Regions from separate parts of the Homo sapiens genome. Here regions 2 and 3 are each linked to region 1. Evidence: chromatin contacts called from ENCODE Hi-C or POLR2A ChIA-PET data. All regions are on one chromosome and are shown on one strand. The core of a region is the stretch at or near the end of the contact, and the rest is flanking DNA. Distances in the headings are between cores, read along the strand shown. Region 1 overlaps LOC105374945 (a long non-coding RNA gene). Region 2 overlaps JARID2 (jumonji and AT-rich interaction domain containing 2). Region 3 has its middle 31 kb from the start of LINC01108.

Evidence for each region. A loop is a pair of places that touch in the nucleus more often than their neighbours do. ChIA-PET counts read pairs that join two places held with the same protein, here RNA polymerase II (POLR2A). Pooled maps may share reads with other maps.
Region 2: a pooled map shows a loop between it and region 1 (2.9-fold over the local background). The contact joins two enhancer-like sites. A Hi-C loop is called at or near these places in 2 of 168 maps with a recorded cell type or tissue (IMR-90 and gastrocnemius medialis) and 2 of 50 pooled maps. POLR2A ChIA-PET finds 5 or more read pairs at or near these places in 2 of 52 experiments (AG04450 and activated T-cell).
Region 3: a loop to region 1 is called in a pooled map, with 4 times the contacts of the local background. The contact joins two enhancer-like sites. A Hi-C loop is called at or near these places in 2 of 50 pooled maps. POLR2A ChIA-PET finds 5 or more read pairs at or near these places in 2 of 52 experiments (Panc1 and activated T-cell).

The regions. Positions count from the first base shown.
Region 1 is chr6:14,909,348-14,912,304 of GRCh38, forward strand. The region is part of intron 2 of LOC105374945 (a long non-coding RNA gene); the gene reads right to left. Among named protein-coding and RNA genes, the nearest start is that of JARID2-DT, 330 kb to the right of the region's middle. RefSeq lists enhancers at 1,276-1,335, 2,026-2,085. Within about 2 kb of position 1,469, at least 11 of the 41 ENCODE cell types and tissues checked have a DNase peak (open chromatin) inside an H3K27ac peak, as active enhancers do.
Region 2 is chr6:15,452,399-15,455,313 of GRCh38, forward strand. All of the region lies in intron 4 of JARID2 (jumonji and AT-rich interaction domain containing 2), which reads left to right. Among named protein-coding and RNA genes, the nearest start is that of DTNBP1-AS1, 92 kb to the right of the region's middle. Within about 2 kb of position 1,378, at least 7 of the 41 ENCODE cell types and tissues checked have a DNase peak (open chromatin) inside an H3K27ac peak, as active enhancers do.
Region 3 is chr6:14,253,399-14,256,215 of GRCh38, forward strand. No RefSeq gene overlaps it. Among named protein-coding and RNA genes, the nearest start is that of LINC01108, 31 kb to the right of the region's middle. Within about 2 kb of position 1,378, at least 2 of the 41 ENCODE cell types and tissues checked have a DNase peak (open chromatin) inside an H3K27ac peak, as active enhancers do.

The sequences.
Region 1 (2,957 bases), core at 219-2,718:
GACCAGCCTGGACAACAAAGTGAGACCCCATCTCTACAAAAAAAAAAAAAATTTAAAAATTAGTTAGGCATCGTGCACACCTGTAGTCTGTTACTCAAGAGGCCGAGGTGAGAGGATCCTCTTGTAACTTGAGTTCAAGGCTACAGTGAGCTACAGTGAGCCACGTTCACACCACTGAATTCCAGTCTGGGCAACAATAACAACAACAACAAAATATAAATGGATGCTAAAAATAATGGATAATAGTTTGTTGAGAAACAGAATACTTGTATAGTCTGGAATTATCTCCCCACATTGTACTTATTAATTGCAAAGGGAAAAATAATAATTTTACAATATAGAAACCTGGTAGACGAATAAAGTGATCAAAATCTATCCTCTATAATGAGACAAACTGACATTATAAGTCTTCTATATAAAACACTGAGAAGTGCTTTAAATCTTTGATATAAAACATGACCCTGACCAGGCATAGTGGCTCACACCTGTAATCCCAGCACTTTGGAAGGCCGAGGTGGGTGGATCACCTGAGGTCAGGAGTTCGAGACCAGCCTGGCCAACACGATGAAACCCTGGCTCTACTAAAAATACAAAAATTAGCCAGGTGTGAGGGAAGGTGCCTGTAATCCCAGCTACTCAGGAGGCTGAGACAGGAGAATCACTTGAACCTGGGAGGCGGAGGTTGCAGTGAACAGAGATCATGCTGCTGCACTCCATCCTGGATGACAGAGCGAGACTCCATCTGTTCTGTAGATCTGAAATTAGTTCAAAATGTAGATGTTTAGGAAATAAATTAACTGAACCCTGATTCATGGATGTATTATGATTTTCTCATTGTATAGACCTGACACAAATTAGGTACATTCTATGGCACATCTCATTTAGGGAAATTAAAGGGAAAAAGGTACATTCGGGAAAAGGTGAGCACAGGGATGAAGACACCATCTCCATATCCCTCGGCTGCTTCATTAACAGCCTGTTATTTTACAGCGAGGCCAGTGACACCTTGTCTATGCTTGAGTTTTCTCCACAACACAAGCAAAGTATGATGAACAGTATGATGCGGTACTAGCTCCACAGTACCATGGGAACTAGCTAGAGATTTCTCACCTGCTCCTTCATGTAACCTTTTGGCTTTTTGTTCCTGTCCTCTATTTATGAAAGAAGTAAAATGATAAGAAAGCATGCACAGTTTGTGATAGTGGATTAGCAGGTCACAAGCAGGTCTGTCTACCCTCCTTCCAGGACATCCGAGTTTCACCTTTGAAATTACAATGGTGGATCTGTCCCCTCCCCGATCTAACATTTTAATGTCCTCCTTTAGGCTTTAGACATCAGTGTCCAGACGTCCTATGAGTGGAGTCTCCAGCACCCACAGAAGTGGCTCCCTGTTGTCCCTGTGGTTCCCCAAATGTCACTGCTCTTCCCCAGCAAGAATTTGGCCGTGGCTTGATCCGAAGCAGCTGTTGCATGGCGCAACAGTGCAGAACAGTTTGGGACAGGAAGTGAAAGAGACCACATCCTCTTGAAACTGCAGGGAAAGTTTATTAGGCCTCGTATCATGGCTTCACATTGTTAGGAAGTGGCAGTTGGACTCTCCTCTGCCTCAGGAGTTTGGATGAGGCATTGGTCACTGTGTTGTCTGCCTCTTGACTTTCATCTGGAGAAGAATGCCAATGCCTACCCCGGCGCTTGACCAGAAAACTCCTTAGACAGTCACTCTGAAGGCTCCTAGAAAGTGAAAATCGTGAAAACGTATTGAAGGCCTGCTATGCCTCTGTCTGAGCACTTAAAACACTTAGAATTTGAGAATCCTGGAGCCACTTAAAATTGGCCTTGGAGTCTGATATGGTTTGGCTCTGTGTCTCCACCCAAATCTCATGTCGAATTGTAATCCCCAGTGTTGGAGGAGGGGCCTGGTGGGAGGTGACTGGATCATGGGAGTGGATTTCCCCTTTGCTGTTCTTGTGAGAGTGAGAGTTCTCACAAGGTCCGGTTGTTTAAGGGTGTAGCATCTCCCCCTTGTCTCTCTTCCTCCTGCTCTGGCCGTAGAAGACGTGCCTGCTTCCCCTTCCCCTTCTGCCATGATTGAAAGTTTCCTGAGGTCTCCCCAGCCATGCTGCCTGTACAACCTCTGGAACCATGAGCCAATTAAACCTCTTTTCTTTATAAATTACCCAGTTTCAGGTATTTCTTTATAGCAGTGCAAGAACAGACTAATACAGAGCCCATTTCACCCAATCTGACAATCTAGTTGCAGACAAAACATACACACTAGCAAATATCCTTGCAGTTCCAGGCCATGAATTTAAGAAGTCAGATGTACGGTAGCAGTCGTTAAGTGCAGGAGGCACAGGAAAAGCTGTGATTATGGAAATCTTAGGACTGCCCTCCTATACCCAAAGAGAGGAAGGTGAGGAACCCTGTCCCCAAAACCTTAATTTCCAGAACAAGCCCTCCACCTGAGGAAACAGGAATTAACAGGCAACAAAGATAAAAGGGGAGATGGGTTCAGGGTCTTAGGGCTAGGGAAGGAGAGGAGCAGGTGGCAAGTTGAGAGGGAAGGTTTAATAACATGAGATTGCCTCGGTTCAACAAAGAAGCTCCTAATCTCGAAGCTGAGTCTCTTACACATGTGAGTTTTTAATCAGAGGCCCCAAAACAGTAATCAATCTGTAGTTTCCACCAACACAAATGAGACGCATGGGAAGGAAGGAAGTAGGAAAGAAGTATTGCTTTGTTTTTGGTTTGTTGGGGCTTTTTTCTTTTCTCCTCTGGTCCACCTAAATCGGTTTGTGTGCTTAGCCCATTGCCTGAGGTATTGTTTGCATTGTCTTTCTCCTCTAGCCTCCCCCAGCTACCATCCCCTTCATCTCACATCCAAAGCTCTGGATGTGGGTTCGATAGGAAGATGGCAAACACCAGCATGTACCCTAGATCAGACATAAGGAGTAGAG
Region 2 (2,915 bases), core at 128-2,627, 540 kb after region 1:
CACCCTACTTCCTGGCTTCTCAATGCACAATTATGCAGTTTCTAACTTTGACTTCTAATTTGATTTCTCTGCACCATACCACCACCTTGACACACACACATTGCTGACTTGTTTTGTAAGGCAGTTTTTTTTTGATGCAGGACTTTGGGGCTGTGAAGGCCCCTTTCTTTGTGCTTCCTAAGGCCTGTCAATAAGCCATGGTGATGAGGGACTTACGGTTCTCTCAGCCCTATATTACGTTAAGGAAAACAGTACTGGTACTTTCAGAGTCTAATTGACAGTGCAAATACTGGTCCATGTTTCAACTCGGACCAGTTAACGGAGGCCAGGTGGATTTGGGATCTGCTGAATAGAGTTATTTGTGAAAGTGTTTGTTGCAGTTTCCTTATTACTAAGTTTTCTAATAGCTGTGAGGAAAGAACACAGAAGATTGAGAGAATAAGGAGTCATTTCTGGAGGAATGATAGAAAATTTAGGAAGTCCTGAATGCAGAGAGTTCCTTGGGTGAGGTTATTTGAGAGAAAATGAGCAGAAGGAGAGGGCCTTTGCTATTGGACATCTGTGGGAAAACCTTGAGGTTCATAGTCACTTTTATTTGATAAATATTTTGATAATTTATTATTACAGACAGATTTTAAGTTAACCTTAAAAAGTTTCCACCCATCATCCCTCACTCAATACATTAGTGTGTCTTTCCTTCAAATAAGTACATTTTCCTATAACTGTCAAAGTTAAGAAGTTCACAGTGATACGTGGCCCCCATGCAGTCCTCAAACCTCTGTTTCACATTTGTTCTGAAGGTGCTTTGTAATGTCCAAGTTTAGAGCAAAAGGACCCAGTTCAGAATTAGGCGATGCCATTAATTGTCTGTAGTCTGCTTAATCTGGAAGAGTTCCTCATTGTTTGTCTTTGACCTCAACACTTGAAAATTACAGGTCAATTATTTTTTAGAATGTCCCTTAATTTGGGTGCCTGGTGTTTCCTCATGATTACATTCTGGTTTGTGTTCTTGGCAGGAATGCCACAAGGGAAGTGATTCCTCCTCCTTGTTGTTGGGTCCTCTGTGGGGATACACAGTTCAGTCCTTCCCTTTCCACACTCGTGTTCATGCTGATCATTCGACTGTGGTGGGCCTGTTAGGAGTAAAGTTGCCCGTCTCAGCCTTTGCAGTGTATAAGTGTTAAGAGAGGATATTCTTTGAAACTAGTACATACTTCTCATCATCTTTATCATAATTGTATGCGTATGGGCTTCCTATTTTATTCAAAGGGTTATAATCTGTTACTCCTATTATGTATTCTGATGTTCAGATTGTCCCAGATCACCGCCTCATCCGTGGATCCTCATCAGGCTGGCTTTTTATTCCATTTGACATGTCCCTGTCATCCTTCCAGCCTTGCTTCTGGCACAACAAAATGTTCCAGGCTCATGGTGTACTTTCCCGCCCTCAGTCCTGGAATTGGCCATGTCTTCAAGGAGCACTGCTTTCTTATAGGGATAAGTGCTGTTGAGGAGCCAAGATCTGGGCACTAGGGATGCTGGGAACTATGGGAATGTCATTTCTCCCAGGTGCTCTTAGTAGACTGAGGTTGCATGTTTATAAGGGTCTATCCGAAGTTCTGTGTATATTAAAATCCGTGAGTTAGCAGCCATACCTCCAATTTCAATTTAACACTAAGGGAGGTTCATGTGCATTCATCCCTGAGGAACTTGGCTCCTGTAATCCTTAATATACTTACTTGCTCTGTCTTTTCAGTGTAATCCACCTCCCATCTCTGCTTCTCTGCTGCCCCCACGATGGGAAACTCAGCCCTGACACCCCATATGGTTGCTCCTCACCCCCTCTCCTTGCCCAATTGCCCTGCCTTACTAATTGGCTTTGGGACTGAATTGTTGGGGGGGAAATTTTGACATTATAGGATAGTTCTTGGTGATTCTTAACACATAAGAAAGGAGAGTTATTAATGTATTTGTTAGAAATTTTGTAGCCCTTGTCGGTTGTTGAGCCTTGAAAACAGGGAGATACGAGGTAGGTGGGGTTCCCACCAGTTTATCTCCATTAGCTTTTTTGTTTGTTTTTGGAGACAGGGTCTTGTCTCATATCAAAATAAGAAGTTGTCCACTTCTGGAGTGCAGTGGCACAGTCATGGCTCTAAGCAGCCTCGACCTCCTGGGCTCAAGCCATCCTTCTGCCTCAACCTCTCCAATAGCTAGACCTACAGGCGCAGGCAACCACACCCAGCAATTTTTTTTTTTTTTTTTGGTAGAGAAGGAGTCTTGCTGTGTTCCCCAGGCTGGTCTTGAAGTCCTGGGCTCATGCAATTCTCATGCCATCTTGGCCTCCCAAAGTGCTGGGATGACAGGCATGAGCCAACATGCCTTAGTTTTTACATAGATTTTGGCTGAAAGATTCTCCTGATCTTGCATGTTGAGTATGAAGATGGAAAGGAAGCTGTGAGAACTAAATATGACAGAATCTTGTGCTGGATTGGCTGTATATAGAGAGAAGAACATGGCCACTAGACTGTGAGGCTGGTAGAGTGTGGTGTGATGATCAGGAATGGAGAACGAGTGGGATGTGTACTCAGAAGGATGTATTTGCCCTAAAGGAATCTTTGAAGGATCAGCAGCAATGTGATTCAGGTATATCTAGCCGCGCTTGGTTGTGCCGTCTATAGTCCATCTCTGTGGAGGCTGACACGGTGGAATCCTTGACACCTGGAGTTTGAGGCTGCAGTGAGACATGATTGTGCCTCAGCACTGCTGCCTTGGCAATTAAGTGGCACTTTGTCTCAAAAAAAAAAAAAAAACAATGGTGATATGGGACTCTTAATTTGTGACTTTGGTCTTGCGTGGCTTAAAATTTTTTTTTTTAAATGACAAATAATAATTGTACATATTTATGGGTCACATGA
Region 3 (2,817 bases), core at 128-2,627, 660 kb before region 1:
TAGGGGAGAGAGCTTCTGAGAGGCTGCCTCCAGCCTGCCCCCCCAGACACACCTCACGACATTTCCTCTGTACCTGACCTTGCCAGGCATGGTGAAAACAGGTAGGGGGTGGTGAAAACAGGTAGGGGGTGGGTGGGCCTTACTACCCCTCAAGGCTTTCCCTAGGCCCAGGAGGGTGATCCTCTCTGCACTCACGGTATTATTCCTTCTTCTCTTTCCTACAAAACTCAAGAGCCAGGAGCATCTCAGTCTTCCCTCCCTCCCTTCCCATGCTCCTCTCCCTCACTTTCAGACCCAGGGAATCTATCCAGTCCCAGGGTGGGGAAACCTTACATTTATATCATCATATACATTTTATGCTTTGAGTCCCCAAGATCATATTGACTTTCTTCCCCCTCTTTGATCTGGTGCAGTATTGCCCCGAGGCCTGGATGAACAGGACTCCTGCACCAGGCCTTAACCCTTGGGAGACCCTGCACTTTGAAGTATTTTCTGTGAACATTTCTAAGTCCTCTTCAGGTGCTTGAAGCATCCATAGGCCCATTTTTCCTTTCTGGGGAAATATCTGATTCTTTTTTTTTTCTTGGAGAGAGTCTCGCTCTGTTGCCCAGGCTGGAGTACAGTGGCACAATCTCGGCTCACTGCGACCTCCGCCTTTTGGGTTCAAGCAATTCTCCTGCCCCAGTCTCCCGAGTAGCTGGGACTACAGGCACACACCGCCACGCCCAGCTAATTTTTTGTATTTTAGTAGAGACAGGGTTTCACCATGTTGCCCAGGCTGGTCTTAAACTCCTGAGCTCAGGCAATCTGCCCGCCTCGGCTTCCCAAAGTGCTGGGATTATAGGTGTGAGCTGCCGCGCCCGGCCCTGTCTGACTCTTTACTGCCGGGGTCTATCAGATACTTGAAGGGCCCAGACCTCGCACCTATAGGGTCGTCCAAGGCCCCAGTGCTGGGCTTTGGTTCTAGAAGGGTGGACTGCAAGCAGATTCCTCCCACTGGATGAAGCAGAATTTATTTCTCAGAATTCTATGGGATGGGACCGCCATACTGGTGCTGCAGACATGCTGATTTGAGGTGACCCAAACTGTCTATATGGACATTTCCCTGTCCCCTGCAAAAATATGTGCCTGGCAGACAAATTAAGTTTAACAAACTTCAATTGAGCAACGAATGATTTGTGAATTGGGCAGCCCCCAAACCACAATAGGTTCAGAGAGGCTCTAGGCCTGGTTGAAAAAGACTTGTAGAAAGCGAAAGCAAAGTGATGTACAGAAAATGGAAGTGAGATACATAAACAGCTGGATTGGTTACACCTCGGTGTGCGCCTTATTTGAAAAGGGTTTGAGCATTTGGCCACCTGTGATTGGCCGAGAAACTCAGCGATTGGCATGAGAGTAGGTTACAGTCTGTTTACACATTCGGGTAGGTTACAGTTCACTGTGCATGAAGAAACCTTTAGGCTGAACTTAAAATATGTAAGGAGGCATCTTTAAGCTAAACTTAAATTTAACACCCCACGTACCCTCTCGGGTGACTTTGTTCTTGCATCTTCCTCCTTCACTCAGGCGATAAGCATGACATATCGAGCTACTTCTAGAATAAAGGGGAGGGACACGGGTAACAGAAAACACAAGGAAAAAGTACATTAGCAAATTTACCCAAAGATCATACTGCCATTCTCTTGAATTGGCCCAGTATATAGTCAATACTGAGCATCAGAAGACTTGAATTTGGCCGGGTGCAGTGGCTCATGCCTGCAATCCCAGCACTTTGGGAGGCCGAGGCTGTGGGTTACCTGAGGTCAGGAGTTCAAGACTAGTCTGGCCAACATGATGAAACCCCGTCTCTACTAAAAATACAAAAATTAGCTGGGCATAGTGGTGGCCGCCTGTAATCCCACCTGCTCAGGAAGCTGAGGCAGGAGAATCACTTCAACCCGGGAGGCGGAGGTTGCAGTGAGCTGATATTGCGCCGCTACACTCCAGCCTGGGCGACAGAGAAAGACTCCATCTCAAAAAAAAAAAAAAAAAAATTGATTGAGCTCAGGTTAGTTTTAGTCCTGACTCTGCTATTAACCAGCTGTGTGATCCTGGGCAAGATATTTGACCTCTCTGGGCCCGTTTCTTCATCTTTAAAATGAGATGGATGGATGGCTATCTATAATAGATGGATGGGCAGATGAGGGAGGGAAGTTTCCCAGATAGACTGGGGAGGAGGTGGGAGCTGGTGGTTGTCTAGACTCTCTGTCCCTACCTAGTGCTGCAAAAATTCCCATTTGGGCGCTATCATCCCCATCACGCCTCTTTCCCCACTGCTTTGTTTCCAAGAGCAGCTTGGTGAGGTAAATGAAAAGATTGCTCTAAGAGTCAGAAAACCTGAATTTTTCTTCTACAGTGTTTGTTGTGAGCTTTTGGCAATGTAGAAGCTCTCCAGGTGTTACCTTTCTCATCAATAAGATGCAGTTAATGATACGTGTTTCGTGTATCATGGTGTTTTGGGCATCATGTGTGACAGTGTGCATGGAAGCTGCTCTGCAGCCCTGAAGCCCACAGGTAAGGTCGTGTCTTACAAGGCATGACTGGGACTGCTTCTCTTCCATATTCCCCGCTACAGCTGCCCATGGGATTCCTATACAGTGTACACCAAACATTGTTCCAGGTGACTTCACAGCTCCCGAATGAAACTGAGTAACAGAGATCACCAGATAAGGTGGTGTTACTGAGTTATGTTCACCATGTGTCAGGGAAAAGGACTTCTGCGTTGTTTTATTTTTGTTTTAAGGCATCAGAGCCAGAACATGTACAGTTTTTACAGGG